Regions from separate parts of the Homo sapiens genome. Here region 1 is linked to region 2. A link is a loop called in an ENCODE intact Hi-C map of the cell type or tissue named here. Cell type or tissue: A673. All regions are shown on one strand. Links, peaks and the distances in the headings refer to the core of each region. The heading gives the core; the rest is flanking DNA. Region 1 has its middle 220 kb from the start of NUF2. Region 2 has its middle 380 kb from the start of NUF2.

Region 1 (16,113 bases), core at 2,857-10,856, 170 kb before region 2:
TGTTCTCCATCTGTCTCTCTGTCTCTCTCTTTCTTCTCCCTACCTCCTTAAAACTGAAACCTCCATAAGCTGCTACATGGTTTGGGGGTTTCAGTGGAAGACTTATTGTCAAGAATTCCTGCAGAAATAAGTCTACAGCTTTCTGGTTTGCAGATTTTCCTGTGTCAGTCTCAGAAACAATATTTCTTGACTTAGGGTAATAGACACTAATTGGGTGGCAGCCTTGCCCATACAGATCCCCTGAACTTCCTGTGGGACGGAAATTCTGTCTGCTTATTCTCCATTATATTGTTAGCTCTTCAAAATGCTTCTGATGGGCCAGGCACAGTGGCTCACGCCTGTAATCCCAGCACTTTGGGAGGCTGAGGCAGGTGGATCACCTGAGGTCAGGAGTTAGAGACCAGTCTGAAAAACATGGTGAAACCCTGTCTCTAAAAAGGTATTTTTTAACTGGCTTTGATATACGTCTGTCCTCTACTCTTACCCCTGCCCCGCAAAATTAGCTATAGCTATTGATCCAGAAGCTTTTAAATCCGAAGCCAGGCCAATCAGATCTTCTCTATTTCAAATCTGAAACTTTGATAGAAATTATAAGGATGAGAAGCATGGTTGCTCTGACAGTGGCTCCCTGTAGAGCTGGGGTCCTAACTCTTCTGGCCTACTCTAGTTGCTAGTGCTCCTGGGCCTTTTTATCTCTTCCTTTAGTTTTGAACTGCCTTAGTATTCTGACAATGTGGTTTCTCTTTCACTTAACCTTCATGGGGTTAATTTACCAATACATTTAAGCTGTCAGATGTAGTGGACAACTCACTCCATTCCCTCCCACCCTCCCTCCCTCCCTCCGTCCCTCCCTTCCTCCCTCCCTTCCTTCCTTCCTTCCTTCCTTCCTTCCTTCCTTCCTTCCTTCCTTCCCCTTCTTCTCCATCTCCCCCTTCTCCTTCTCCATTTCTTCCTCCTCCTTCTCCATCTGCTCCTCTCATCCATCCCTCTCTCATCCTTGTCCTATTCTTTAGCCTCCTTTGCTCCTAGTGCATTGAGAAACAATATTTCTCTTGCTTCTATTCTGCCTGAATCCATACAGTAGCTCAGGGCTTCTTTATGTCCTAACATAAAATTCTCCAAGGTTCTTCATGTTTCCCCTTCATGTTAAGTTTTACTTTCTTTCAAAGAAGAAGAGTATGTTCTGCCTGCTGATATGTATCTTCAGAGGCATCACTGTTCAGGGGTTTTTGACTTTTATATTTATTTATTCTCTTTATTGTGACGATGATCATCAGGCTCCAATATTTATAACTTGTCTCTATAACAGAACTCCTCAAAATTGATTTGTAAAACAGCTAGGAAACATTGTAGAATATTTGTTTTTACCAGAAGTATAAATAGTTTTCTGAACATTAAAATGGTTTCTTCAAGGTTTGGAAAGGATACACACACAAATTTGTTAATTTGTTTGACTGAGAGTTAGAAAAGTAGAATTTTTTTTCAAGAAATAAGATAAGGGTAGAGTTGAAGGTGATTAAAATAAAGCTACAGGAACTGAATTCAATTCAAGTGCCAGTATTTCTCCAAAGTCAAGAAAAGGGTATAGATGTGGCAATGGGAAAGCCTGTGCCTAAGTTATGTGCCTCACACAATGTACGGAAGAATCACCACATCTGTAGAGAGATTTACATTCACCATAGCATTTTATATCTTGAGGAAATATCTATGCATGCAAATATTTGAGCTGCTTGCCTTCAATGAATCAGTAGCCAATTACACATATTTAATGGGCAATTAAAAAACTAGTCATTTCCTACAAGATGGTCATGAAGAAAAGAAAATCTTGTGCCCTTACTCTTGACATTATTACCATCTCTCTTCCCTTTCTTAATCTTAATTTTGTAGCAAGAATGACAGGGAAATCCAGGAGAGTCTTTAAAGCACTTGAAAGCCCAGAGCATTTATGTGGGAGTTGGTGAGACTATGGGACATGGGACTATGAAAAGCTGCCCTGTGTACCCATCCAGGTTTACTCTGGACTTTGGATCTTATGAACACGAGATTGTGACCTGCAAATAAGAGCAGGCCTGCATGCGGAGGGAGCACTGAAGCAAGACTGACATCAGAAGTGATGGAAAGGAAGAGACACCAGGGCCTGGCTATTCCTTTTGTGCCCAAGTCACTCCCAGCCATTTCTGTCTGTCTTTTATTAAATAAAAATTGTGTATATTCATGGTGTACAGCATGATGTCTTGATACACATATGCATAATGAAATGATTACTAGACTCATGCTAATTAACATATTCATCTCCTTACATAGTTATCATCTTTTGTGTGTGTGTGGTGAGAGCACCTGAAATCTCTCTTAGTAAATTTCCAGTATAAAATACCTTATTATCAACTATAGTGATCAGGCTGTACATTTACATCTCTAGACCATTAATCCTACCTAACTATGATGTATATACACAAGTTAAGTATCCCTTATCCAAAATGCTTAGGACCAGAAGTGTTTTGGATTTTTACCTTTCTTTCAGATTTTGAAATATTTGCGTTATATTTACTGGTTGAGCATACCAAATCTGAAAATCTGAAACCCAGAGTGCTCCAATGAGCATTTCCTTTGAATGTCATATTGGTACTCCAAAAATTTTGGACTTTGGAGCATTTTGGGTTTTCATATTTGGGATGCTTAACTTGTATATATAAAATGGGCAATTATTCAGCCTTAATAAAAAAGAAGATTCTGTTTTTTGTGACAACATGGATGAAACTGGAGAACATTATGCTAAGTGAAATAAGCCAGATGCAAAAGGTAAAATATTATATAATCTCAGAAGTTTTTAATAGCCTTTCTAGAGAAGTACAGACTCCTGCATTTTCCCAGGACAAGACAAACATGCATAAGAAAGTAGGGTTAGATATTCAGATAGGAATCTGTTTAATGATGTGAACTCAGGAGCCCATGATAGGGTAATGGAAATCTAACCCATCTCTGTTAGGGAATTTTGCCAGCCTCTAAGGTGTGCTTTCTGCCCCTTTTAAATGTACCTCTACCAGAAATAGAGGACAATCCTTAATGATCCTTCAAAGCATAAAGGAGATTCCTTTCCCTCACTTCCTCTAGGTAGAGTGAGTAACTCCAGGTATGAGTTCCCATAGCCCTTTTACACAACTCTACTGTATTTTATCCCTTAAAATATTTTTTCTTTTCTTCTTTTCATTTCATCTCATTCACTGATTCATTCAAGCATAATTTGGGCCTCTAACATGCGTCTTCAGTGTGATGGGGGCCTCGTGGATGGCAAATACAGATATCACTAGGAAACATTTCCTGGACCCCAAAGGTCACAGCCTCTGGAAGCAAACATGCAGGTAAGAAAATGATTAAAGCAAGGAGATCGGTTTCACTGGACAAGGCGCTGGGAGCACACAGGGGAGGAAGAAACTTTCTGAGAAGGTTGGTGAAGGTTCCAGTGGAGATGAGTTGTGAAGGGTGAGAATAATTATTAAGTGAATAATGACCACAGAATGAGAGTGGGGACAAGCCTAAAAGTTCAGAGATGAATATGTACACATTGTGCTGTAGGAGACTTCTGGAGTCTCCTCTGGTCTGGGGTGACATACGTGACTTATGGGAAAGCCGGAGGGGAGGAGGCTCTGGAAGCAAATGGGGCCAGATCCCAAGCTTCTAACATATCTTGTTAAGGGACAAGGTTCTTGTTCCGAAGTCAGAGACTGTCAACCTAAGACAGAACAGCTAAGATGCTCCTGCAGGATTCCACGGGAGGGATGAAGAAGGCTGACAAAAGAGGTGGTAGCAAAGAAGGGGAGGTGGGATCCACTCAAGAGGGGGTGAAATTTTCAAGAATTTGTCATACCAGGTTTACCTGAAGCTCTCTCTGGGTTCTGTAAACCTGAGAGTGGTGCTGGTCTGCGTGGATTTCTTATCCTAGCGCCTTCCTCTGTGTATGGCAGGGCGTAGGTATACAATCTACACCTACTGGGCAAATGAGTGAATGGACAACTCACGGTCTTAGCAAAAAGAGTTTATCTACCTGGTTCTCTTTGGGAATGGGTTCTAATAAAAAAGAGAGGAAAAGGGAGAGAATGAGGGTAATAAAATACACGTTTAATTTGAGGCCATATAGTGAGGGATGGGAATGACCCCCCAAGTAACGATGCCATTGCCTCATCCCACAAGCAGCTTCTCCTAAAACGGTCTAATATGGGCTTACCTTTGGAGGTATTTGACCCACTGCCCACACCTCTCCCTCGTTTGAGCTGCCCTATCTCCTCAGAAACTCTCCTCCTCCTATCAACAAAGGGATACCAGTTAGGGCCAACCACCCAGCCCCACCTTCTTAACACAGCACTTAAAAGTCAAATGTTTAAAAGACATTTTCATGGAGCCTAATAGCACATAGAAAGTACTTGATAAATGGCAACCCTTATTTTTCTCTGTAACTTGAACCAGCTCATTACCTAAAAGTCTCTAGGTCTCTGCTTTCCATGGGAACAAGAAATCCTTCCATGTGTATAAATGAGATTAGTCTTCTGAGTAGCATCTTTGTATTTGGAATGAAGTCTTTCTAGAAATACAATGACTTAAACCAAGGAATGAGTCTAATACCGGAATGTTCCGCTGTGGAGGGAGAGAGGCAGGGGAAGCATTCTGGAGCCAAATGCATTTTAGCTTTTTTTTACATTGTACCTACAGAGATGTTTCCCTACTCAGCTGATGAGGCCTGGCCCCAGAAAGACCATATCGCTTTGGTTTCTGTCCCTTCATAAGGACCATCCAGAATGGCTTCAATATGTTTTCCATGTGTGGAAGTGGTTGTAACTTTCAAAAGATGTCTTGGTGGGGGATGGGTTTGGACAGTAGGAAAGGGGCTGAGGGGATGAAGCAACCAGAGAAGAACTTTGGCACAGAACAACCCAGAGAGAAGAATGAGGCAAAGCCAAAATGAAATGTACTTCTTTGCTCCATCTTTGCTCCATTTCTTGCTCAGAGCTTATACACTGTCTAATTCTGTTTGCAGGGCATTATAACCACACACACACACAAAAACACATTTATTTCTACATTGCTCTCTTCCCTCTCCCTCCCAGGCATTTATTGTTTCCTAACGGGTACTTTGCTAGGCCCTGTGGACATAAAGACACTGAAGAAACAGCCTCTGGTTATGGAACTCATTGACTGGTAGGAAAAGAAAGATGAGTAGAAAATATTGGGATAATCATAGCAAACACTTCAATTCCCCTTACTATGCACCATTCTAAACATAGTACATTTATTCACTCATTCAATGCTTACAACACTATGAAGTAGATAGTGTTTTTCAATACTCCCATTTTGAAAATGGGAGGACTAATGCACAGAACAATTAAGCCACTCACCTAAGGTCACACATCTAGTAAATGGTCAGGCTGGGATTCAATCCCAGGCCTCTTAGCTGCACCCTGGAGCACTTCCTCTACCCATGATGCTATTGTGCCACAGAAGAGAGTATCAGCCCTGTCACCTCTGGGAAAGTTTCTTAGAAGAGATGGTGCCTGAATTTTGAAAATGAATATGATTTGCTCAGGCAAAGTAAGAAGGGGCCTGGTAAGTTGCAAAGAGGATTCCGGTTAAAGACAATGTCAAAGCTTGCAGGTGTGAGGGCATGGCTTGCACAGAGACTCACAAGCAGCATAAGATCACTGGGAAGGATGCAGGGTATTGTGGTAAACCCAGAAGCTGGAGAGGTAGTTGGGAGCCAGATCCCAAAGGGTCTTCTATTTCAAGCTAGGAAATGTGGACTTAATTCTAAAAGCTATGAGACACCTCTCACAAGCTCAAGGATTAGTAGACTTGAATTATAGATGCCGCAACTCTCATTCATGTGCATTTCTGAAAACCATATTGTGAAGTATGATGACTCCAAAGAGAGCAGCCATGCCTTGCTGACCATTCTCTCGCTCTCCACTCTAGACCTGCCCTCAAACACGAAGATAGTCTTTTGCTCATTCATTCATTTATGCAACATTTATTTAACAAATATTTATTAAACGCCTATTATGTGTTAGGAACTGTGCTAAGTGCTGACATTGCAAATATAAAAATGAAACACAGACCCTGCCCTGAGAGGAACAGTGTTTATTGGGGAATTGAAAATATAAACACATAGCTTCAAAACAATAGGCAAAATGCTATTTAGTGGGCATATTCGGAGTTCAGATGATGAATGACAGAACAGGCAGCAGATCTTCATGTTTAAGCACACAGACGCTGGAGCCATGCTGCTCTGGATTCACATCCCAGCTCTGCCACGTGATACCTGTATGACACTCGGCTAGTTGTTTCATTGCTCTGTCTCAGTTTCCTCATCCAACAAATGCAGATTATAATATTAACTATCTCATAGGGTTGTTACAAACATTAAGTGAGTCAACATTTTAAAGTTTCTTAGTACACTACACAAATAAAAACTCTGAAGTGACCGTGTTCCCCAGTAGATGTCACTACTACATAGCTAGTTAGGTGAGATAATATCTGAGTTCAGGCTGACCACATTAACCATTCCATAAGAAAACTGATACATAAATGGCTTTCTTCCCAAAATACAAAATATAGCAGAAGGTAGGTTGTGAAATAAATAAGAGTGAGGGGTGATGATCACCTGTTTATAAAAAGCTCTTGTAAATCTCCAGACCCACTTGGAAGTTTTAAACTTTCCCCATATTGGCTCTCTGATGGAAGCCATTTTCTCCCTGCTTTCTAAAAACCCTGGATTTGATTCCTTCAACTCAGGCCTTATCAGGGAGCACCTACTCCTTTCTAAGATGTGCAAGTCGTTTCTGAGAAAGCACGTGAATAATAATTGACAGAAGCCACCGAGGCCTAACTCTTAGAGGAACTGAAATGGGAAATTGGGACACAGTGGCATAAGGAGGAACTTTGTGAAGCAGCAGGAGGTAACTTAACTTGGGCTAGCTTTATGACAGCTGAGGCTGAGCCTACAGCTTTATTTTCCATCAGCTGACAAAGGTGAAAGTTCAGTATTTCTGATTTTGCTCCATGACTTCCGTAGATCTCAGCTTAGGTACAGCATTGGGTGAAGGTGTTTTTTTTTTTTTTTTTTCTGGTTCTTGATTCTGACATGACCAGCTTTTGAGGTAAAATGAGTAGGCTAAGATCACAAGGGTAATCATGCACTCATTTACTTGCCAGGTTTTTAAGAAAAATCTCTTTTGGTCCAGGCTTTGTGTGAGGTGAAAGGACGTGGAGATGCATGGCCCATTTCTTCAAGCATTTTACCGTCTGGACTTCCGTGGGAGAGAGAGACATGTAAACATATCAGTAAAATGCAACCTTTTAAATATGATTTAATAAATGTCAACAAAGTTTGTAAAGAAGAAATTGAGAGGATGACATGTGACCTTTGTATTGAAGGATTAATAAGAGTTTGCCATGCGGAGTAATGAGAGAACATTCCAGATAGAAATGTTACCATTTAATTCAATTCTGACACTAACTGCCTGAAGTGAGTTGAAACTCCGCAGGTTAAGGGTTCAGACCCACAAGACTGCCCCCTACTTCAGAAGCGAATCATAAGTAGAGGTTCCCCAGGTTGCCATGATTTTATATGTCTTGGCTGCAAATCAGGAGTCCCCACAATCACCTTCTCAGTTTCAATAATTTGCTGTAAATGACTCTCAGAACTCAGGGAAACACTTTGCTTACATCTCCCAGTTTATTATAAAGGATACAAATGAACATCCAGGTAAAGAGGTACATAGGGTGAGGTCAGGAAGAGTCTAGAGCAAGGAGCTTCTGTTCCTTTGCAGTTTGGGGTGTGCTATTCCCCTCCCTGGCATATAGATTCCTTTACCAACCCAGAACCTCTCTAAACCCCATGGTTTAGGGTTTTTATGAAGGTTCTATTGTATAGGAATGATTGATTAAATTATTGGCCATTGGTGATTCGCTCAATCTTCAGCCCCTCTACCCTTCCCTGGAGGTTAGGGGCTGAAGTTTCAACCCTCTAGTCACACTGCTGATTCCTCTGGCAACCAGCTCTCATCCTAAAACTATCTAGGGGCTTCCAGCCATCAGTTATCTCGTTAACATAAACTCAGGTATGGTTGAAAGGAGCTTGTTATGAATAACAAAAGATGCTCCTCTTACCTCTATCACTTAGAAATTTTGAGGGTTTTAGGAGCTCTGTGCCAGAAACTGCAGATGAAAATCAAATATATATTTCTTATTATATCACAATATTACAGAGGGTAATTTTGGGTACATAGCACAGTTTGCTCTGACCCTTGTGAAGGATGGCTCTGGTAATAACTATCAGCCTTAACACGCACTAGCTAATGATGTTAATAATTGCTAATCTTGTTGAGTGCTATCTGTCAAGCACTGTGCTAAATGCTTTCTGTGTATTACCTCATCTAATCCTCATAATCCTATAAAGAAGGCAGGATAGAATCAGACTCTGGAGCAAAGCTTGGGCTTCAGCCATCTGGAGCCAGACTGCCTGGGTTTACACACTGACTCTTCCTTATTGACTGTGTGACTTTGGAAAATTGCTCAATCTTATTTGTGCCTTAGTGTTTCCATCTATAAAATGGGGATAAAAGCACCTACCTTTGGCATATGAGTTTATTTTTGGAGAGGGCAACTCAAGAGTTAACCTGGGCTGCAAGCTGCCTTAGGCATGCAGAGCCCAGAATGATTTGAAAACCCTGCTCTGTATCCACCCATTCCTCTCTGTGAATGAATTCAAGAAATTCAACAGGTACAAGCAATCACCGGAAAGCTATTTGTTGTGATTGGAAAACACTCAAAGAAATGGAGTGCTTCATAGATGATTTAATATTTTAAAGGTGGCACATGTGAATGAGTAAGCTCAGGGTATATGAGCGAGTTTACATTCCACATCAAGGTTTTACTTAAAGTTTACATTTTGTTTAAATGAGAAGTAAGATCAATGTAATATGGCTTAAACCTTTCTCAGAAATTTATGGCTTCTTTTAATAAACCTCATAAAAGACACTATTAAACACATGCAGCGTTCTTAATGTAATGGTTCCATTCTTGAAATATATAGTATTTAGATTGCATCTAAAATGCTGTAAAAGTATCACAAAGGCTGTAAAAATATTGTTAACGGGAAGAAATCTTTTAGGGGGATAAATATTTTCTTGGAAAAGGAAAAAGCTGTGAACCTTTTAGGCAGGGAATGGCTTGGTTTTGAAAAATAACAATTTGCCTTTTTTATGTTCTTTCTGTGGTTCTACTTCAGCCAATTATTAGATTAAAGCAAGCTGTTGCTACGTGCCCTAGAAACTCAGACGGATTTGATGTTGCACCCTAAGTTTGTGAGGACAAGTTCCATTTAAAGCTTTAATGAGGTCAAGGGAATAAAGAAGGAGGCTGGCTGAGTCTTTTGTGTTATTTTAGGACTGTATCTTAGAATTACGAGGCTTGCATAATGCCATGGAAAGAACACAGAAGTTGAAGTTAAAAGCCCTCCGTTTGAGACCTGGCTCTGCCATTTACTAGCTTTGTGACCTGGGCATAATCACTCAAATGCTCTGAGGCTCGGTTTCTTGAATCTGGAAAACAGGGTTAAGAATACCTGCTGTAGCCACTTTGTAAGGATATTGTGGGGTCAAATGAGATAATGCATGAGAAAGTGCTTTGAGAGCCAGAGAGGCATAAAGTGCACATGGACTTTATTTATTTGACAAACATTTATTAAACACTTATTATGTGCACACACAGAACATTAGTGAGCCAGAGTGAATGTGCAGAGCTCACTTGGGTCAACCCTGCTGTTTTCCCCTTCCTTTTGTCCTCCCTGTATTTTGGCTGAGCCACTTATAAACCATTTTACACAGATGAGGGTCTATTCTATTATTCAAGAGAAATGTTGGCACCCTTTTTTGGTGACCTGTTTCCCTCTCTATAGATGGCTATCTTTAGAAAAAAATTTATTAAGTATAACTTAAGACATATATAGTGTGAATAATAAATAGAGAAGCACCCCGTGCTACAGTTGGAAAGAACACTTGAGTCCAACCTCTTTACAACACAGATGGGAAACAAAGGTTCACAAACGGGAGATGGTATGCCCTGCCAAATTAACTTCTCATATGCTTTAGAGAGAGATGGAAATATACGCCACACTACTATACACAAATATCAATTCAATGAGAAAAGTAACACTTCTGCCTACTGCACAGACTTATACTGTCGAGCATAACTTCACAAAACGTCATACCTTAGTCTTCCCCAGAAGGACAGTCTTAAATCAACATGGACAATCAATGAACAACTGAGATAAAATATTGAAGGTTGAATGAAGAGAAAACTCTAGCTCACGTGGCTTTTCTTATTTAGCTCCTATTAAAAGATGAAAAGATATTTAGCATTTTCCATTGGATGAGGTACATTTAAAGAAGATTTATCAATTTAGTAGACTATACAATGTTAGGTGCTGATGGCCATTAAGCCATTTGAGTTAATTTTTCTGAGATGTACATCATTTTTAAAAATTTTATCTTCACAGCACAGCTTTTATTAATAAATCTCAGAGAACTTTGCAAATATCTAGGGATGCATGTTCTCACTTGTAAGTGGGAGCTGAACAATGAGAATACATGGACACAGGTGAGACAGCCAGATGGGAAGGGCTTCCAGGCAGAGCCCCCCACCAACCTGAGCTGGGGTGGAGGCACAGAAATTCACGCCATTTGCAGTGGGGAGGAGCCTGGCCCTTCCCCTTCCTGGGTGGAACCTGGGATTAGAACTGTGAGGTGGGAAGCCTGTACTAGGAGGACTCTAGCTCCGCTGAGCTCCTGTTCCCCCTTTTTACCTTTATGCCTAATAAACCCTGCCCTGCTCACCCTTCAAAACAGTTTGCACGCCTAAATCTTTATGGCTGTGTGATAAGAACCCCGTCTTTAGCTGAACTAAGGAAAAGTCCTGCAACACAGGCAGGGGAACAACACACACTGGGGCCTGTCGGGGGAGGGTGGTGGGGGAGCGGAGAGCATTAGGGAAAAGAGCTAATGTATGCCGGGCTTAATACTTGGGTGATGGGTTGATAGGTGCAGCAAACCACTGTGACACACGTTTACCTATGTAACAAACCTGCACATCTTGCACATGCATCTGGGAACTTAAAAAAAATAAAATAAAAACTAATTTAAAAAATCCCCACAAATATCTAGCGATAATCTCTGGGGCAAGGTGGGCACAACTGCATAAAATTAACCATGTTTTAAAGATAGGGTAACTAAAATCTATGAAAATGTTATGACTTGACTGCTGTGATATCCAGAGTGCATAAATAGGGAGAAAAGAAGGTTCCTGGGCTAACAGATTCCAACAGCACTGCTCTAAATTTGTGGAATTCCTTATCCTGCTGTTGCACAATAATTGAAAGCATAGTCCTTAGAGCCAGGTTCATTGGTTTGAACCCTGGTTCCTCTACTTATCATTTGTACCATTATTGTTTAGTTGCTTAACTTTCTGCACCATATCTATCAAATGAAGATAACATGTTTCATATGAACGTTTTATTCCAAAACATGTAAACATCTTACTATAGTGCTAACACATAGTATTTGCTCAGTAAGTTAACTATCATTATTATTTGTCCTCATAGAAACATGTTTTCCCAATGTCCTGTCACACACACACACACACACCCCTTAATATATTTACCAATAATGCTTACTTTACAGTTTAATTATCAACCTGCTTTCATCGTTAAATATATATTCTTAAAGATATATTTTCTTTTTCTTCTACTACTTTATTTAGCTTAACCATGATTTCTAAACTCATAATTATTCCATTAGAAGATGAGGTCTGACGCCTTTTCCAGGAAGGGAAAATCTTCCTTTTTGTTATATGGGACCTCAGTAATTTTCCTGAAGGAAATTTTCTCCTTTATTCCATGGTGCACCTATTCTGGCACTTTCTTCCTCTGTAGTGTCTCCTGTTAAATTCCTTTCCTGCCTTGTTCTTTTTTTTTTTTTTTTTACCCTTGTCAACACTTACATTGGCGTAACCCTTTTTGCCACTGAAGACTGTGGTTCCCAGATCACATCAGCTTAAAAGATCAGAATAAACCACAAAGAAGTCTGTCTCTAGTAAACTCTACTCCCTCTTTATGAATTCTAGAATCTTGCAATTACTCTGAATGTGTCCAGGAATCCTCAGGTTTCTACATGCGTTCTCCAGTCCTTGGCTATGATGTGTTCCCCACTATATTTTCATCCTTCTTGTCCATGCCCCAGTGGTGACGTCTCTGGTTGCCAAAATTACTGACATCCCATAGAAGCAGTCAATGTCATTGGTGCTGACTGAGAATGCAATCACTGTTGTTGGTGCCTATCACCAACTCCTCCTTTCACCAGCACCATTCAGGATCCCATGAAAGCTACTCCAAGTTTCACTCTATTGACCAAACTGATGCTACCAATGTCCAATATATTTCTTAGAGCCCATGTCTCAGAGTATCCAGCACCACCTCTCTGACAGAGCTCTGAATGTAATTTTATTTAGTTATTGAAGGTACTGGCCTGTATTAGTCCGTTTTCATGCTACTGATAAAGACATACCCAAGACTGGGAAGAAAAAGAGGTTTCACTGGACTTACAGTTCCACATGGCTGGGAAGGCCTCAGAATCATGGCAGGAGGTGAAAGGCACTTGTTACATGTTGACGGCAAGAGAAAATGAGGAGGATGCAAAAGCAGAAACCCCTGGTAAAACCACTGGATCTCGTGAGACTTATTCACTACCATGAGAACAGTATTCAAATTATCTCCCATGGGGTCCCTCCCACAATATGTGGGAATTATGGGAGTACAATTCAAGATGAGGTTTGGGTGGGGACACAGAGCCAAACCATATCATGGCCCAGTGCTTTATCTCTTTTAATTTTTCATCACTTTATTATTGGTGGTACTTTCATGCTAGAACTTGAGCATTAGCCCAGGGACCTGGCTTGTGAAGACTTACAGTAATTTATATCATAATCTTCTTTGAAATCCTTTCCCTTCCATTTTGGCTTATTTTCCTTGAAACAAACTTATTTCAAACAACCCAGGGTGAAGTGCAGTGGCGCCATCTCGGCTCACTGCAACCTCTGCCTTCCAGGCTCAAACAATCCACCCACCTCAGCCTCCCAAGTAGCTGGGACCACAGGCTCCTGCCACCACACTGAGCTAATTTTTGTATTTTTAGTAGAGATAGGGTTTCTCAGTGTTGCTCAATCTGGTCTGGAACTCCTGGGTTCAAGCGATCCACCTGCCTCAGCCTCCCAAAGTGCTGAGATTACAGGCGTGAGCCACTGTGCCTGGCCAAAAGTCAGTTTTATAACCCTGAAGAGAAATGATGATGGCTTGAATTGAGGAGCCTCAGTGTGGATGGAAAGAAGTGAACCTACAGGATATGGTGGTGACTAGAAAAGGATTCTTAGGTCTCTGGCTTCTGAAATATGTTGGGTGATATTTTTCACCAAGGAGGAAGAAGGATGAGGAGGAGTTCATTGAAATATAAGGTTGAGTTTAGGCTGAGATGCAGGAGTGGAGGCAGATGTCAAAAATATGCAGTTGTATATAAGCCTAGAACTTAGAAAAAACTTTGTGCTAAAGACATTTATTTATGATGTCTAATTCCTATGATGATCACAGTTTAGACTCCCGTGTATGTTGTTGGAGATAACATAAGATCTGTGGCAGAAAATAATAACAATAATGATAATAACTCATATTTAGCCCGTATGTGTCAGGCACTGTGTTAATTCTTTTAACATGTTAATTTGTTTAATATGTTATTTCACACATCAACTGTATGACGTAAGAATGAAACCAGTTATACAGTTGAGGAATGGAAGATCAGTAATTCAAAATCTTATTAGTCTGTATAAGTAAGGACTCAGAAAGAGATATGTTTACTTTCAAAAACAAATGTTCTTACTCTAATAATACATACCTGGATTTATATTCTGTCTGTCGCTCATTTGTTGAATGTACTTGGTCAAGTAACCAGACCTCACCAGCCTTCTATTTAGTCATGTATAAAAAGTGGTTAAAGACATCCACCTCTCTAGCTCACAGAGCAGATGAAGGAACGAGTTAGATTATACATGGAAATTATTTAGCGTAATGCCTAGCATGATGGGTACCCAATCAACAGTAATATAACTGGCTTCTCCAGTTACAGCATTTCCCTCTCTGTGTCTATCCTTCAAAATGTGGATATTTGTTATTCATTTAAAAATATTTTCAGAGTTCTACTTTTAATACCATCCCATTCCACAACTAGTAAAATCAGAACAGAAAACACTTTTTGAGTCATAGCTATCTAATAAAAGGTAGGAGTGGTCACCAAGAAAACTCTGTCCTAAAGGAAATACATTTAAAAAGAAACACATGAGCTTGGCCTGGATCTTCCAGAACCTTAGAAGTTGGGAGCTGGTCCTTCAGTGGTTTGGAGCCAATATCTGACCAACTGGAGTTAAGAAGCTGAGGCTAGGTTCGTATAGCAAGCTGAAACGGTAACTAAAAGTTGAAGCAAAAATTAGGCGAGGCAACGAGCTGAGATGAAACCCAGGATGAAGTGGGCTGAAGTAATCTGACTCAGAGGTGCCTCCTGGCCTATTAGCACAGAGAGAAGAAAACTCTCACTGAAGGAGAACTTTCCCATATTAAGCCTTCAGGCCTCCCACAAATTACCAAACAAGCAAGAAGGCAAGCTACTATTAATGATAGCAAACAAGTAACTGATTTAGATCACCAAGTCCTGAAGATGCTAAAGTTGTCAGGTACAGAATATAGAAGAAATCTTTATGAGCTTAAAACAAGAAACTATTAGAAATTTTTTAAAAAATGAAAAAAAGAAATAAATGAAATGTCTAAATACTAAAACGCTAACTTCAAAAAGTCCTTATTGGATACCTGTAAACAGCAGATCAGACAAAGTTAAAGGGTAAAATAGTAAAAAAGAAATATATAAATTTTATATATACAGTATATATATTTAAATATATATACACAGTCATGCATTATATAACAACTGTGATACGTTCTGAGAAATGCGGTTAGGTGATTTCATCATTGTGTCAACAGAGTGGTACTTACGCAAACCTAGATGGTATAGCCTACTACAAACCCAGGCTATATGGTATAGCCTATTGCTCCTAGGCTATAAACCTGTACAGCATATTACTCTACTGAATTCTATAGGCAATTGCAACACAATGGTAAGTATATGTGTATCTAAACATATTTCAACATAAAAAGATACAGTAAAAATATGGTATAAAAGATAAATAAAGTTTTATTATTTATTTTTTATTATTATTATTTTTTGAGATGGTGTTTCACTGTTGTTGCCCAGGCTGGAGTGCAATGGCACGATCTTGGCTCACCCCAACCTCCACCTCCCGGGTTCAAGTGATTCTCCTGCCTCAGCCTCCCAAGTAGCTGGGATTACAGGCACGTGCCACCACGCCCTGCTAATTTTGTATTTTTAGTAGAGACGGGGTTTCTCCATGTTGGTCAGGCTGGTCTCGAACTCCCGACCTCAGGTGATCCTCCTGCCTTGGCCTCCCAAAGTGCTGGGATTACTGGTGTGAGCCACCATGCCTGGCAAGAAAGTTTTATCTTTATAGGGCACTTACTATGAATGGCACTTCCAGGACTGGGAGTTGCTCTGGGTGAGACAATGAGTGAGTGATGAATGAATGTGAAAACCTAGGACATTACTGCACACTACTGTAGACTTTAGGAATGCTGCACACTTAAGCTACACTACATTTATACATTTTTTTCTTCAATAATAAATTAAGCTTAGCTTACTGTAGCTTTTTTGCTTTATACAATTTTAAATTTTCTTCAAGTTTTCAACTCTTTTGTAATAACGTTTAGCTTAAAATACAATGTAGAACTGTACAAAAACATTATACCCTTCTTTTATAAGATTTTTTTCTATTTTTTTTTTATTTTTTTAGTATTTATTGATCATTCTTGGGTGTTTCTCGGAGAGGGGGATTTGGCAGGGTCATAGGACAATAGTAGAGGGAAGGTCAGCAGATAAACACGTGAACAAAGGTCTCTGG
Region 2 (16,113 bases), core at 4,158-12,157:
TAACCTTCCCACTTGGGTCAACAAGAGCTGCAACTGGTTCTAAGGAGGGTGTCTTATTGCTGTCAAATTGACCGGGGTTGTCACACATGAAGCCTGCTGTCACTGCATCTTGCCCAGAACCAGCCCCTTAGCTTGCTGAGTCAAGCTGTGCTGACTCCTGGTGATAGAATTTTAATGTGAGGAATGACAGAGGCCTTGGAGTTAATGTGTACGTGGAGGTGACAGTTTTGAATGTCAGCCAAAGCACAAAGGCCTGTCTGAAATTAATTTTGGGGGGTGGCAGAAAGTCATGGGAAGATGGAGAGAAATAGTATGATGGAGAATTGAGATAAGTTGAGTCAAATCTACCACCATCTGCTACAGATGAAAGCATCATTCTGTGTATAGACACAGAATATTTGAGCCTGGGAGGTTAAAAACAGAAGAGCATTGTCCTCATCAGATAATTCTGTAGCTTTAAGTTTTAGTCAACCTAGTGTGCAGCTTGCCACTTTTAGATCTCTATGACCCCAATTTCCTTTGTTAAAACAGAGTTGCAAAAAGTGGGCATGGATCTTCTGATGATATGAGTTAGAGCTTAATCATTTAAAGAGGCAATATTTAACTTTCTGGTAATAAAATAAGCTAAACTGCATTTTATGTACCTTAATTTTCCTTTTACATTGTCACTTATTTATACTTTTAAATATTTTCCTTGTTATTTAGAGGACAATATCACATCTTTAATCCACCTGTGGTAGGAAGAATAATGCCCAAATATGTCCACATCCTAATCCCTGGAATCTGTGGGTATGTTATATTACATGGCAAGGGAGAATTAAGGGAGCAGATAGAATTAAAGTTTTTAATTTTCCTATTTGAAAATTAAAAAATTAAATTTACTTTAATTAAATTAAAATTACAATTACTCAGGTAATCCCAGATTACCTGAGTGGGCCCAGTGTAATACAAAGGTCTTTAAAAGTGAAAGAGAATGGCAAAAGAAAAGTCAATCAGAGTTATGTAATATGGGACTCTACTGGTCATCACTGGCTTTAAAGATTTAAGGGGGCCATGAGCCAAGGAATGTGGGCAGTCTTTAGAAGATGGAAAGGCAAGGAAATAGATCTTGTTTAGAGATCCCAAAAGAAACACAACCTGCTAATACCTTTATTTTAGCCCATCCATATCAGACTTGTGACCTATAGAACAAGCCTGTGTTGTTTTCAGCTATTACATTTGTGGTCATTAGTTATAGTAGCAACAAGAAACAAATACACTGGCTTTTCAGGTCTTTCACGGTGTGAATCTGCTTTTGTCCTCAATTTTCCTAGATGTACCCTACCTCTGAATTCTGACACCGATTTCTAAACACACCTTATATATTACAAACTTGGTCATTCCATTTCCTGTGTCTGGACCCCACTGTAGGGCTAGCTAGCACTAGAGGAGAGCTATGGGTCCTAGGGGCTGATTGTGGTTAGACTTGCTACTTAATGTGGGTTAAGGGAAGCATGTGAGTCCATACCCTTGAAAAAGAGCAGAAGCCAAAAAGGAAAAACTAATCGCAAAAGCCAAGTTCAAAAACCATTTATAGAATTACAAACATGGGACAAGAGCAAGATTTTGAGGCCAGATGGCAATAGAAAAAAGCAGGGGATTAACGACATGTGTTCTGGGAAAATAGTGTTAGAGTTCTTGAGGGGCCTATGACTCATGTTTGTCATGGTCTAAAGTGACCTGTGGGATTGCTTTGTGTTGATCGAACGGTGGTACTTACGTGTGGCTGAGAGTTTTCTCCATTATCTTCAGCTACCCAAATTCTACCACCATTCGTAGCCTAGCTCCTCCACAATGCTTTCCTGAATATTCCAGCCCCAGTTATCTTCTCTTCCTTTGAAGTCTTAACGTTTACCTTTTCTATTCTTCATGTGGTAGTTGCAATTCCTGGCCCAATATTTTTATCTAAACAAAGGTATTGTATATACAATTGTAAAAATTTACATAATACAGTAAAACATAAAGAAGACTTCCAAATTATTCAGAATCTTAACCATTCAAAGATAATCACTGTCACATTTTGGCATTTATCTTCCTATACTGATACTGATACAATATTTTTTGTATGTGCACATACACGCGCACACATAGACACACACATAAATGTATTTCGTTCATATTCTCTGAAATAAAATATATTGAAGGAAATTGTATGTAATACAAATTAATTCAAGCTTATTACATATTAACTTAAACAAATTTGACATTAACAATATCTATATTATTATTCTGATATCTAAACTTTTCACCTGGACGTATCTTTCTAGCACAGACAAGTGATAAGTATCGTGAGGTAAGGTAGCAAGATTTTATGTATTTTTTTTTCTGTCCCCACAGATGATTAGCATACTACATTGCACATTTTAAAGGCTAAATACAGATAGATTAAAAAGTTGTGGCCAGAAACCTGTAAACACTTTCTACCTACAAATGTATAGTATTTGTTACTGATGTGGTTTCAGATTTTACCAAGTAATTCCAATAATTATTTCCATACAGAGAATTTTTTAAAAGTTGTGCCATACTACTGTTTTTACAGTGGTCAGGCTATTATAAATCCAGAGATTTGTCATTTAGCATCAGAATTACTTGTTAAAATGGGAAAGGAGATAAACAAAGATAGGGTCCTTGTTAACTCATTAATATTCCCTATAATGAAAAATGTTGCAGGAAAGAAATAGCCGCGGTAATACATGTAATCAATCTAGCCAGGGAAAAGTGATGTAATTTGTTATCTTTACAGAGTTGCTCTGTTTGCTAGTCAGCTAGTTGGCATATTTATCAAATGCCCAGTTGGTGCATAAGAGTATACTGTTTCTCTGGACTGCATGCTCCTTGAGCCTCATTCATTAATTCACTCACTTTTTCACTATTCTTTCTTTGGTTCCCATTTTTGGCGTGTCCATTATATGCACATTACTGTTATAAGTCCTGGAATAACAAAGGTGAGCAAGGCAGTTTTATTCTGAAGATAGACTCAGTGGAGGGGAAAGTCACAAAAACAGACAATTAAAACATGAAAGAATGTGGAGGTGAATTTTTTTACTTTTTTGAGGCTAGAGTCTCTTTCTGTCCCTCATGCTGGAGTGCAGTGGTGCAATCTGGACTCACTGCAACCTCCACCTCTTGGGCTCAATTGATTCTTGTGCCTCAGCCTCCCACATAGCTGGGATTACAGGCACACTCCACCACGCCTGGCTAATTTTTTGTATTTTTAGCAGAGATGGAATTTCCCCTTGTTGGCCAGGCTGACCTCGAACTCCTGGTCTTAAGTGATCTACCTGCCTTGGCATCCCAAAGTGCCAGGATTACACATGTGAGCCACCATCCCTGTCCCGGAAGTGAGTTTTAATGAGCTATGCAAAAGTATTATTTCTACCCTCAAAGAGTTTCAAGTTGAGTAACAGTGATGCTATTACAAAACAAAATATACTCTTTCATTCTGACTGCAATAGTATGCCCAGAAATGATCTGATTTGGGCAGAAGCAGAGTTCTTAAAGGGACTTAGTCCTTAGCAAGACTGAAAAGGAAGGTGCCACATTTTGTCTGTAATTCAGGAGATATCAGAGCATGCAGCAAGATATGTTGCAAGCATTCTTGCCTGAAAGGCACTGTACTAGCTTTCTAGGGCTTCCATAACAAAGCATCGTGGACTAGGTGGCTTAAATAGCAGAAACTGATTTTGTCAGAGTGCTGGAGACTAGCAGTCTAAGATCAAGGTGCCAGGAGGGTTGGATTTATCTGAGGCCTCCTTCCTTGGCTTAAAGATGGTCATCTGTTCCCTGTGTCTCCACATAGTCTTCCTTCTGTGTGTTTCTATATCCTAATCTCTTTGTTTTATAAGGATATCGGTCATAATTAATTAGGGCTTACCCATATGACCTCATCCTAACTTAATTAGCTCTTCAGAGAACCTATCTGTAAATACAGTCTGAGATACTGCGTTTTTGGAGGAGCCCAATTCAGCCCATAGCAGGTACCAAGAGTGGGTCTAACAGAGTCAGATATCCCAAATCCTAAAAAGAAAGAAATCGCTTGACCTTACCTTTTGAGGTTGCTTTAAACATTCCTTGATTCCTCTGGCCCACTGAAGACAACTATGTGTTCTAGGAATTTAAGAACTTGGGAAGGGGGCAAGAGAGGACATCTTAACCACAGTCCCTGCAATTGGCATGTGGTAGATTATTTAACTCATTCCCTACTCCAAGGAGTAATTCCCTCTGAAATTTTACAGTAGTCCTATAATAGGACTCTAAAGCATAGAACTGAGGGAATTGTAATATAATGGATGGTCCTTTAACTGCAGTAATAGGAAACCAAATGAAAAGTGTGTTAAACCAGTGTTTCCAAACTTCACTGATGTTGAGACTCACTGCTTAAAAATCACAGCTTTCCAGCCCCTTCCCTGTGATATTCTGATTTGGTGCCTGGGTAGGACCTAGAAATTTATACTTTAAAAAATGTTACCATATATATTTCTTATATTTACAGAAGTTTGGCAAGCAAATCAAGTCAACAATATCAGTTTGGGTCCAAGCTCTTTCTGTGTGCTCTGCTATCATTATTGTGTTTACCATCAGTGTGACTGTGACACTCAGGGCCACAAAATGATGCTGGTGTATTGCATTCACAGCAGAAGAGGAACAGTTTTTTCTGGCATGTTGCTGAGAGAAAGAAAGAAAGCGAGAAAGAGGGAGGAAAAAAGAAAGGAAGGACGAGGGAAGGAAGCAAAGACCCTAGTTCAGAAGTCCCTCAGATTATCTCTCCATTTGTCTCATTGCAGAACTGCAGGATATGCCCACCTTTAAACCACAGGGAAGGGAATAACCATGTTTGACCTAAACTATTCAGGATTTTCCATTGATCTTGTGATAGTTCAACTTTTTCTAGGTGTGTATCTTCACGAGATGGATGGACATCCAAATAATAAGGTGGAGTAATAAAGGATTGAATGGGCAAACCATGATGTCTCCTACAACTAAGTACAGTTAATACAACAATCTTACCAGTCAAAGTAAAATTAGAATTAGATAATGATGGTTGATAGTAAATAGCTAATATTTATTCAGTGTTTATTATGTGAATGACACTGCATTCTAAGGGCTTTATGTGAATTAAAATAATTAAGCCTACAAAATATGACGATGCAAGTGCTGTTATATTAATCCCACTTCACAAATGAAGAAACTGAAATGGTGATGTTAATTAGCTTATCTAAGATCATACATCTCTTAAGTGACTGAGCAAAGATTTGAGCCCTATCATGCCGGGCTGCTCCAGAACTACACTCTAAATCATATTCTATTCCACATGAACAGGTAACAAAGCAGTGCTTTACAAATACAAATAGTGCTTGTGTGACAATTAGTGAAATTGGTTTGGTGCCTAGTTGCATTGTTAATCTGTCCTCTATTTAACAAGCACAAATAAGCACCTTATATCAGCAAAGGACTATATCAGGGGCTACAAAATTTCAAGAATTAGTAAGAAGTGATGCAACTCTCCTGAAAGAATGTCCTCCAGTGGAGGATCTAGGCATTCAAACAATTATTTGTAATATAATATAAAATAAGGTAGAATGTAGCAAATAGTAAACAAAATACAAGGAACATGTTGTTGGATTGAAGATAAAACAGCAGTTAATTCCTACAGGGTAGATCAGAGAAGATTCACAAAGAAGAGTGTGTATGTGGAGAGAGAGGAGGATATTCCAGGCTGAGAAGAAGTGAGGAATCAGAATTGAATTATGTTATGTTGTATTCTGAGAGTAAATTGCTATGACTAGAATGTAAGAGACTTAGAGATATACTGACAACTGTGAAGATACTAACATTTAAAGGGGATGCCATGACACACATGAAATTTATACATGGAGAACCGCAATTATTAGATAGGGTTCTTATTAGGATGATGGGAGCTTTATTTTGACTCTTGATTTCTGTCTTTTGATAATACTGAAAGAAGGCTGTTTTTCTCCTTCCTCTACTTAAATAATTCATCCCCCACCTTTAGGGCCCATTTTAATTTTTTCCTTACAAATTTGGCCCTTATCAAAATATATCTTACACTCATTAAACTATTACTGAGTGATGGTTTTATCTTTTCAACTAGATTTCATATTTTCATCTAGAATTTCATAGAAGACAGGGATTATATTTTTAAATATTTTTGGAATTGACTTTAATGCCTGACCTAGTGTTGTTTATAGTGGATCCAATCAATAAGTGTTGAGTAATTGCCCACATTATTGTGATTCCCTGTAGGACTTCCCAGACCTTTAGTATATCACTTTCCCAGGTGGTTTGAGAGTACCTCTTAGTTTTTACTGGGAGAACTACATGTGAGGAAGCCTCACTTTATATGAAATAACTTCTCTGCCACTTTTTCCATTTTGCTGGAAAGTCAGGTAAGGAGATAGCCAGAAAGTTTTTCCAGCCTCTCATTAACAGTCCAGGGCATCGGTCAATGCTTTGGACAACTTATTTCCCAACTCTCTCAAGGGTTTACTTGATCTGCTACCTTTTTGACATCTCTTGCCTTAATAATTTTCCTCTGGGGAATCCATTCCATGGGCAAACCTGGCTGTGCATCTCTTCCCAGGGCAGTTACTTCTTTGTAGGTGTCCTGGGTTATTTTCATGCCAGGCAGCTTGAGCTCTCTAATCAAGACTTGTGTATTCAACTGACATTTTATCACCAACCCTGTGTTTAAGTTAATGAAGGATCGTTTCTCCCAGATACTTGTTACCATTACTTCTTATCTCATGCATTTGACTTGTTGTCAAAAATTTTTCAGAAAAACTGAGATGGCTGTTGCTGACCCACTGATCATGGGAAAGAGAAAGCTATTCCAGGACCTAAGGGCCTCCTCACTGGGTTCTCGTTGTCTGTTGGGACTTAGCCAACAAGGTATTCACAGACATTCAGGAAGTAAATGGCATTGCAAAGCTCCTGATGACCCCACAGAAATTTTCTGTATTTGTAGCGAACATTCTTGCTCATTTATTTCATACTTGAAAATTTATTTCAAATTAGCCCTATACTACAAGCTTCACTGGAGGTTATGGACATAAAAGCTTTCAAATGCAATCCTAGAAATATCTGATTATTAGAAATTCTCAGAGGTATGTTTATTTTCCTATATGTTTCAGGGCCTATTCCTCCACTATTTACTATTGTATTTCCAGTATCTAACAGTGATTGGAAACAGGTAGGTCAGAAATACAACAATTTAGAATGTAATCTATTTCTCCTTACTCCTGATTCTATGATATTTATTTCTAATCTGCTATAGCAGTCTTTTCTATAGAGTTCATGCTAGCCTCTCAACGTTGCCTCAGGAAGCTTCTGCAAGTTGGTTAGAGTTCGCATGCAACATGAAATCTACATATCATTCTCATAGTTAGCACCAAATACATATTTCTTAATGATTGAAATAATATTTTTCCCTGTGCATGACCCCTTCAGCATCTTCTCTGACGAATTACCATACTATGTCTACTTAAACATCTCTACATGAGAAAGAACACATCATTTCTTAAGACAGGTTCCCCCACTGTGATACAAATTAAACAGAAAGTTCTTTATATTTAGCAAAATCTTACCTTTATTAACTTATTAATCCACTTTTACATATACCAAGAACAATTTGTTGCAATTAGTTAATGCTTCCATAGGAATTAATTCCTATTCAGATACCATCCTACAATGGGTAACATTACCTGTTGTTTTCAGTTAGCTTTTCAATAGTGCTCATAATCAGTCCAACCAACTTGGTTTCCTCTCTTTAATTATGTCTGAATTAAAACTTTTTAATGACAACTACTAACACATACATTCATATACCCACGTGTGTGTACAATGTGTCCTATATGAAACAAAAACATTATGAAATACATAACCATTCAAAAATATTACACAGATACAAATGTCCTGATGTTCTATTGTTAAATATCCAAGATCTTCACACTATGTTTTAGCTAAGTATTCAGCCAAGGATGTATTGGTGCATGTCTCTGCACAGGTTGTAATCTTAATTTTCTTCTTTTATTACCTTGGTTGTTAGCGTCACCTAGTTGTCAATATTAGACAAACCACTTTCTATTTCAGAGATGCTAAGTATGATAAATATTCAATCTCTGCAATTGCTCCAAGTTCTGTTCTTATAGGCCATCTGCCCTGACTACATAGAATTCATCAACAACATTTTCATGGATCATGCATTCTTCACTTCTGTTTTGCATTTCTGTTGTACAGCTCTTCACAGCTCTCTTTAGGATGGGAAACTGCTGTTGTAATGAGAAGGATTTTGTAGAACCTCCCATGTGCATGTGGAGAAAAGAAATTCTTCTATGATAACAACTTCCCAGAGGACTCACATATTAATCAAAAGCTCTTCCCTCTTTGTTTTCTTTCTGTTAGTAAAAATAATCCTACTGACACTAACTGCCTGTCTTTGGAAATTAGGGTAATAAGAGCTGGAGCTTTAATATTTAAAACTGTTTCATGCTTATGTTAGGGGGTTATATGCTCTTCCTCTAATCAACGTACGTTCTCTGATGTTGTTTCTCTTTACCAATGTTACTTAGCTCATGGAGAAGGGTGGTGATTTTGCCTATTATTTGTCAAGAGGAGGCAGAGTCTTAAAATGATTTAACCTCTCTTCAGTGTTTGGTGAAAGAAAGACCCTAGGAACTCAAGCTTTCCATTTCATAGCCTATTGGTAACCCCTATTTTTACTTATTTTAATGAATAATTAGGTAAGACTTCTTCTTCCATCGACCTATAACCACTTCAGCTCCAGAGAATGAAAGTAGGTGCTCCATTGAGCCAACGATTATTACTGAGCCCTTTCAGAAGACAGCAAATGTAACAGGACACTTAATGAGTGATCATTACATGTGGCAGACACATTAAATGTTACAGGCAAGTAATAATTTAACATACAAGGAAATCAAGGTCAGATAAACTAACTGTGCTTGAAAGTCAACATTTGAACTCAGAACATTTGAATCTAGAGCATGCTTATATAACCATATCATCTAACTGTTTCCTAACACAGAGCATGCTTCTAACTCACATATGATAAGACTGTGTTGCTTCTTGTCTAAAACCAAGAATTATAGTTTATATCCATTTCTGATGTTTAAAACTGTAATAACAAAATAAACTCAACCTTATCTTTTCATAAGGAGGGGGAGTCTGGAAGAGGTGAAGTTGGAGGTAGGAAAGGGCGCACAAGAATGTATGTACCCAGACATTTGCCAGAAGTATTCCAATTGCACATTTCCCTACTGGGTAAATTATCATTCCCTGTCTCTCATTAGATTAGGCAGATATGGAATTATTGCTCATAGAATGTTATTTCTTAAAACTTTCTCTCTCAAAGGCATGCATTTTGGAAATAAGATCTTACTCCTCCAGGGAAGTCAGAATCTCAGTTGTTTTGCCATGAAACAAAGTGATGTCTGCATTAATGTGCTGCCTTCTAAATATCTCAGAGAACTTTCCTTGAATGAACTTATTTTTCCTCTCAACACCCTGGTGAGATGACAGGTGGCAAACACTATTAATCCCATTTTGCAGATGAAGAAATACTGCTAATCCTCGATTTCTATTTGAAGAACATGCTATGCCCTGGAGTATGTGTCAGTTTATACATCTGTTTGGTTCCACCAAACATCTGAGAAATATTATCTATGAGCTCTGAGTTCTTTTTTTTTCCTCTAAGTTTTAAATTTGTCATTTACATCTCTGAAATCCTAAGAATTGCTACATTTAGGTGCTGAATAATATGGTCTAGAAAGAAACACCTATTAGGAAGTTGAGACGCTTTTCCATTGTCTGAAACATTTAGCAATACAAGATGGGAATTCATATTAGAAAAACAAATCTGAAGGAAAGTTATATTTCTTTTAACTAACAGGGAACTCATGAAGGCACTGGTTAATGCTGAAGCAGTGAAAGCGGAAAAGTCATAACATGTACTCTTTACTCAAAGGGAGTAACACCTCATTCCTTTATACCTGTGTCAGAAATGAGCAATGGTGACTTAAATTGGGTTTAGATAGCATAGGTCAATCAGAATAACAGTGAACTGTAGTCATGCCCAAGTTCTCAGAAACCATCTGAATGGTTCTAGAATCAGAAGCATAAATTTGACATTTGGCATAGCTTATACATGACAGTAATAACTATTAAATGAATAACTACAGTGTTTGACATTGTGTTGTGTATCTTGCATTATCTTGTTATAGGAGGACAAAGGCAAGAGCTACAGCTGAATACTTGGCAAGGTCTGCTGAAGTCTTTTAAGCACCACGTTGTAGCCCATTCCCACACAGCTGTAGTAGAGCAGCATGGACAGAGGAAGCAATGATGAAATAGCTCTAGATAACTTCACTTAATGTCGGGGTGGATCGTATGTTGGAAATATTGTATGTTGGAAATATTGTCAGAAAACACATTTTGATTATCTTTATTCTAAATACCAAATAGATGCATGGAGAGTAATGTAGATGTACTTTGACTCCAAAACAAAAGGGAAACACTGTGTTGGATTCTAGGTGAACCATTAGAATGACAGGTATCATTTCTCAATTGGATTATTTTCATATCCTTCTTCCTGGCCTCTCAGGCTACACTATTTTCCCCCTCCATTCTATGCTCATCTGCTACAAATATGATTTTTGTAAAACAAAGATAGTGCTACTTTCTTCTGATTTTAAATATTGTCTTTATCAAATAAGGATCCATCACCTATTCGATAAATGCAGACTTCTTCCTTAGTGTCTAAGACAGCTTTCCACATTTTTCTACAGCTGGTCTCAACTGCGTTTGTAAACCTTTTCTTTAACATCAACCCTATACAACCTATGTTTCAGCCAAATTCAGCCAAACTAGAGTGTATTTGGAACTTTCACATCTTTTTTCCTTTAATATTCTCTCTTTCTCCCTTTCTGTCTCCCTTTCTTTTTTAAAATAGTCGTATATAGAGAGAGACAGTTCGCAAATCATAAAAGTCATTCATTTAAAGTGTACAATTCAGTGGTTTTTAGTGTACTTATAGAATTGTGTAATTTTTTACTACAGTATAATTTTACATTTTTGCTACATGCAAAAGAAACTACATACCCATTAGCAGTCATTCTCCAATCCCTTCCACTTCCCATCCCACTTCCAACTCCCAGTCCTGGGCAACCACTAATCTACTTTCTATCTGTACAGATTTTTCTATTCTTGACATTTCATATGCATGGAATTACACAATATATGGTCTCTAGAGACTAGCTTCTTTCATTTAGCATAATATTTTTATGGTTCATCTAATGTTGTGGATCTATCAGTACTGCATTCCTTTTTAATGTCAAATAATATTCCATTGTATAGATAGAGATGGTTTATTTATTTCATCAATTGATGGTTTATTTATTTCCTCAATTGATTCACATTTAAATTGTTCCCTCCTTTTGCCTATTTTAAATAAGATTGCTATGAACATTCACCTGCAAGATTTTTGCATGGACGTATGTTTTGATTTCTCTTCATTTCATCCTTGGAGGAGAATTGCTAAGTCACATGTTAATTCTGTTCAAACTTTCTGTAAAACTGCCAAATTGTTTTCCAAAGCATCTGCACCATTTCATGTTCCCACCAGCAATGTATGAGGACTCCAATTTCTTCATATCTTTGACAACACTTGTCATTGTCTGTCTTTGGTTTTAACATTTCTATTGAGTGTTAAGGGATATTTTACTGTAATTTTGATTTGCATTTTGGCTCGAATGGTTTTTCATGTGCTTATTGGCCATTTGTATGTCTTCTTTGAAGGAATATCTATTCATATCCTTTACCATTTTTAAATTGTGATACTTATCTTTTTGTTGAGCCGCAAGGATACTTTATATTAATATATTCTGCATGCAACACCCTTATCAGATATGTGATTGGAGATATTCTTCTATTTTCTGGGTTGTCTTTTCATTTTCTGATGATATCATCTGAAGCATGAATCTTTATTTTGATCAAATCCATTTAATTTTTAGTTTTGCTTCTTTCACTTTTGTTGTCCTATCTAAGAGGACTGCCCAACCAAAGTCATGGAGATTTCCTCGATTTTTGTTGTTTTTATTTTTGTTTTTCTTTTTTGAGATGGTGTCTCAGTCTGTCGTCCAGGCTGGAGTGCAGTGCCATCACGGGTCACTGCAGCCATGATTGCCCGGGGTCAGGTGACTGGATCCTTCTATCTCAGCCTCCTGAGTAGCTGGGACCACAGGTGTGTGCAACCCTGCCTGACTAATATTTTTATCATTTGTAGAGATGGGGCAGGCTTGTTATGTTGCCCAGACTGGTCTCAAACTCCTGGGTTTAAGTGATCCCCTGCCTTGCCCTCCCAAAGTGTCGGGATTACAGGCATGAGCTACTTACTGTGCCCAGCCAGATATTTATAATTTTAATTCTTACATTTGGTTCTGTGATCCATTTAAACATTGTTATTTAATTTTTTAATACATAATGTACACATTTTAGGGATACTCATGATAATTTGATACAATCATATAGTCAAATCAATGTAATTGGGATATCTATCACCTTAAATATTCTTTTCTTTATGATAGAAATATTTGAATTATTCTAGCTATTTTGAAATGTACAACCGATTAATGTTAATTATAGTCACCTTACTGATTTGTCAAACACCAGTTATTCTAAGTGTGTTCTTATACCCATTAACCAACCTGTCTTCATCCCCGCTTCCCCCTAATCTTCTGAACCTGATAACTACCAGTCTTCTCTCTATCTTCATGAGATCCACCTTTTTAGCTCCCCATATGAGTGAGAACATATGCTATTTGTCTTTCTGTGCCTGTCTTATTTCACTTAACATAATTACCTCCAAGTCCACCCATGTTGCTGCAAATAATAGGATTTTTTTATGGCTGAATAACATTCCATTGTATATATGTATCACATTTTCTTTATCCATTCATCTGCTAATGGACGCTTAGGTTGATTCCATATTTTGGCTACTGGAAAAAGTGCTGCAGTAAACATGGGAATACAGATATCTTTTCAATATATTGACTTCCTTTCTTCTGGATATAAACTCAGTAGTGGAACTGCTAGATCATATATAGTTCTATTTTTGGTTTTCTGAGGAAATGCCATACCATTATTCATAGTGGCTGTACTAATTTACATTCCCACCAACATTGTATGAGACTTCCCCTTTCTCCACATCCTCGCCAGCATGTGTTATTTCCTGTATTTTTATATAAGCCATTCTAACTGGGGTGAGAATGTAGTTTTATTTGCATTTCTCTGAATAATGGTGTTGAGAATTTTTTATGTACCTGTTGGCATTTGTATGTATTCTTTTGAAAAATGTCTATTCAGATTTTTTGCACATTTTTTAAATTATTTGTTTTTTGCTATTTAGTTGTTTGAGCTCTTTATGTATTCTGATTATTAATCCCTTGTCTGACGGATAGTTTACAAATACTTACTTCTCCCATTCTGTGGATTGTTTTTTCTCCCAGTTTGTTGATTGTTTCCTTTTGCTATGCTGAAGGTTTTTAGCTGGATATAATCCCATTTGTCTATTTTTGTTTTTGTTCCCTGTGCTTTTTGAGGTCAAACACAAAAAATCTTTGCTGAGACCAATGTCCTGCAGCAGTTCACAAATGTTTTATTCTAGTAACTTCATGGTTTCAGATGTAAGATTTGTCTTCAATCTACATTGATCTGATTTTGTGTAGGGTCAAAGAGCAGGATCTAGTTTCATTCTTCTGCCCCTGCTTATTTATTAAAGAGACTGTCCTTTCCCCCACTGTATGTTCTTGGAGACTTTGTCAAAAGCGAGTAGACTATAAATGTGTGGATTTATATCTGGGTCCTTCATTCTGTTCCATTGGTCTATATGTCTGTTTTTATGCCACTACCATGCTAATTAGGTTACTATAGCATTGTAGTATATTTTACCTTATTTATTTTATTTTTAACTTTTATTTTTTGGTTTGGGGGTACATGTGAAGGTTTGTTGCATTGGTGAACTCATGTCATGGGGGTTTGTTGTACAGATTATTTCATCACCCAGGTATTAAACCCAGTACCCAATAGTTATATTTTCTGCTCCTCTCCTTCCTCCCACCCTCTCCCTTGCATATCGACTTCAGATTTATACTACCTTAATTCTAATCTGATAGGGAAACTTTACTTGTATAGCTATATTCTTTCATTTTCATACTTGGTGTATCTATATATGTTAGAAACCCAGCCATACATTTTTGCGATTAATATATGCATTTTTTTTCTTTTAAAGAAGGCGAGAGAAGGAAGGTGATATGGTTTGGCTCTGTGTCCCCACCCAAATCTCATGAAATTTTAATTCACAGTGTTGGAGGAGGGACCTGGTAGAAGGTGACTGGATTGTAGGGATGGATTTTCCCCATGCTGTTCTCATGATAGTGAGTTCTCATGAGATTTGATGGCTTAAAGTGTGTGGTACCTCCTCTCCCTCTCTCTCTCCCCTGCTCAGCCATGGTAAGATGTGCTTACTTCCCCATTGCCTTCTGCCATGATTGCAAGTTTCCTAAGGCCTCCCAGCCATGCTTCCTATTAAGCCTGCAGAACTGTGAGTCAATTAAACTTTTTTTCTTCATAAGTTACTCAGTCTCAGGTAGTTGTTCATAGCAGTGTGAGAACAGACTAGTACAGAAAGCAAACAAGTTTGTATTTATGGTGTTAACTTTCATCTTTACCACTTTTTGTTCTCTTCATTTCATACTTTGTATTTGATTTACCATTCACTGCATTTTTTCACTTCCATTTCTCACTTCCATACAGCTTTGTTCCCACCTGTCTCCTTTGTGCTATTTTTTTTTACCAATATATTACATTTCTATATGTCACAGGCCTAACAATGCAATTATATGCATATTGTTTTATACAATTACTCCTTAAATAAGAGAAGAAATGAAAAGAACTATTCAGTTATACTGTCATTCATAATTACCTACATAATTACCTTTTTCAGTGTTCTTGATTTTTATGTGTACATGGGAATTACTTTCTGATGTCGCTTGTGTTTAAACAAAACGACTTCCTTTCTTATTTCTTACAATACAAGTTTGCAAGGAATGAAATCTCTGTTTTCATCTGGGTTGTTGTTTTTGGCTTTGTTTTTCAAAAATACTTTTACTGGATATAGGTTTTCTGGTGTTCGTACTCTTTTATTCAGAACTTTAAATATGTCTGTTTACTGCCTACTGACTTCCACTGCTTCTGATGAAAATGAGCTCTTCATCTTATTGGAAATCCTTGTATCTGATGAATTGGTTTTCTCTTGCTGCTTTTAACATTTTGCCTATAATTAATGCATCTTATGATAGATTCTTTCATGTTTATCATTCTTGGACTTCGTTGAGCTCCTTAAATGTGTAGATTAGTGTTTTTCATCAAATTTGGGAAGGTTTTATAACTGTTTTCTCAAATTTTTAAATTTTATTTCTTTTTTTTTCCTGATACTCCCCTTATGTGGGTATACTTGATGGTGTCCTGCATTTCTCGGAGACTCTCTTCATTATTCTCAATTCTGTTTCCTCTCTGTTCTGCAGACTTTATCATCTCTATGATCTATCTTCAAGTTCACTGACTTTTTTTGGCCATCTCATGTCTATTGTTGGGTTCTTTGTGCACTTTTTATTTTAATTATTGTACTTTCAGTTTCAGAATGCCCATTTGGTTCTTCTAAATAATTTTCATTTCTTTAGTTGAGTTATTGTCATCATCCTTTCTACTAATTATTTAAGCATAGTTCCCTTTAGGTCTTTGAAAATATTTACAAAAGTCATTTTGTAGTCTTCTCTTTTTGTGTATCCCCTGCAGGGCAGTTTCTATTGTCTGCTTTTTATTGCTATAGATGAGTCATACCTCCTTGGTTTTAGTTTTTTTCTTGATGTCTCATTTTGTTATTGTGGAAAACTGGAGATTTTAGATAATGTGTTGTAGGAACTCTAAATATTGGCCCTTTTCCCTCTGAAGCCATTGTTGTTGTTGTCTATTTATTTGCTTGTT

Evidence for each region. A loop is a pair of places that touch in the nucleus more often than their neighbours do. Peaks named below come from ENCODE experiments on the same cell type or tissue, not always from the same donor. Only the 100,000 strongest peaks of a DNase experiment are listed, where the experiment ranks them.
Region 1: it touches region 2 in a loop (2.6-fold over the local background); 3 of 110 quality-filtered maps call a loop at or near these places.

The regions. Positions count from the first base shown.
Region 1 is chr1:163,529,517-163,545,629 of GRCh38, forward strand. No RefSeq gene overlaps it. Among named protein-coding and RNA genes, the nearest start is that of NUF2, 220 kb to the left of the region's middle. RefSeq lists an enhancer at 8,659-9,833. In A673, for the core only: a CTCF peak has its summit at 6,473 (motif pointing right); DNase peaks (open chromatin) are centred at 6,485, 6,845 and 8,465; H3K27ac peaks cover 3,216 bases.
Region 2 is chr1:163,693,869-163,709,981 of GRCh38, forward strand. No RefSeq gene overlaps it. Among named protein-coding and RNA genes, the nearest start is that of NUF2, 380 kb to the left of the region's middle. In A673, for the core only: a CTCF peak has its summit at 8,106; no DNase peak of the experiment used is centred there; H3K27ac peaks cover 383 bases.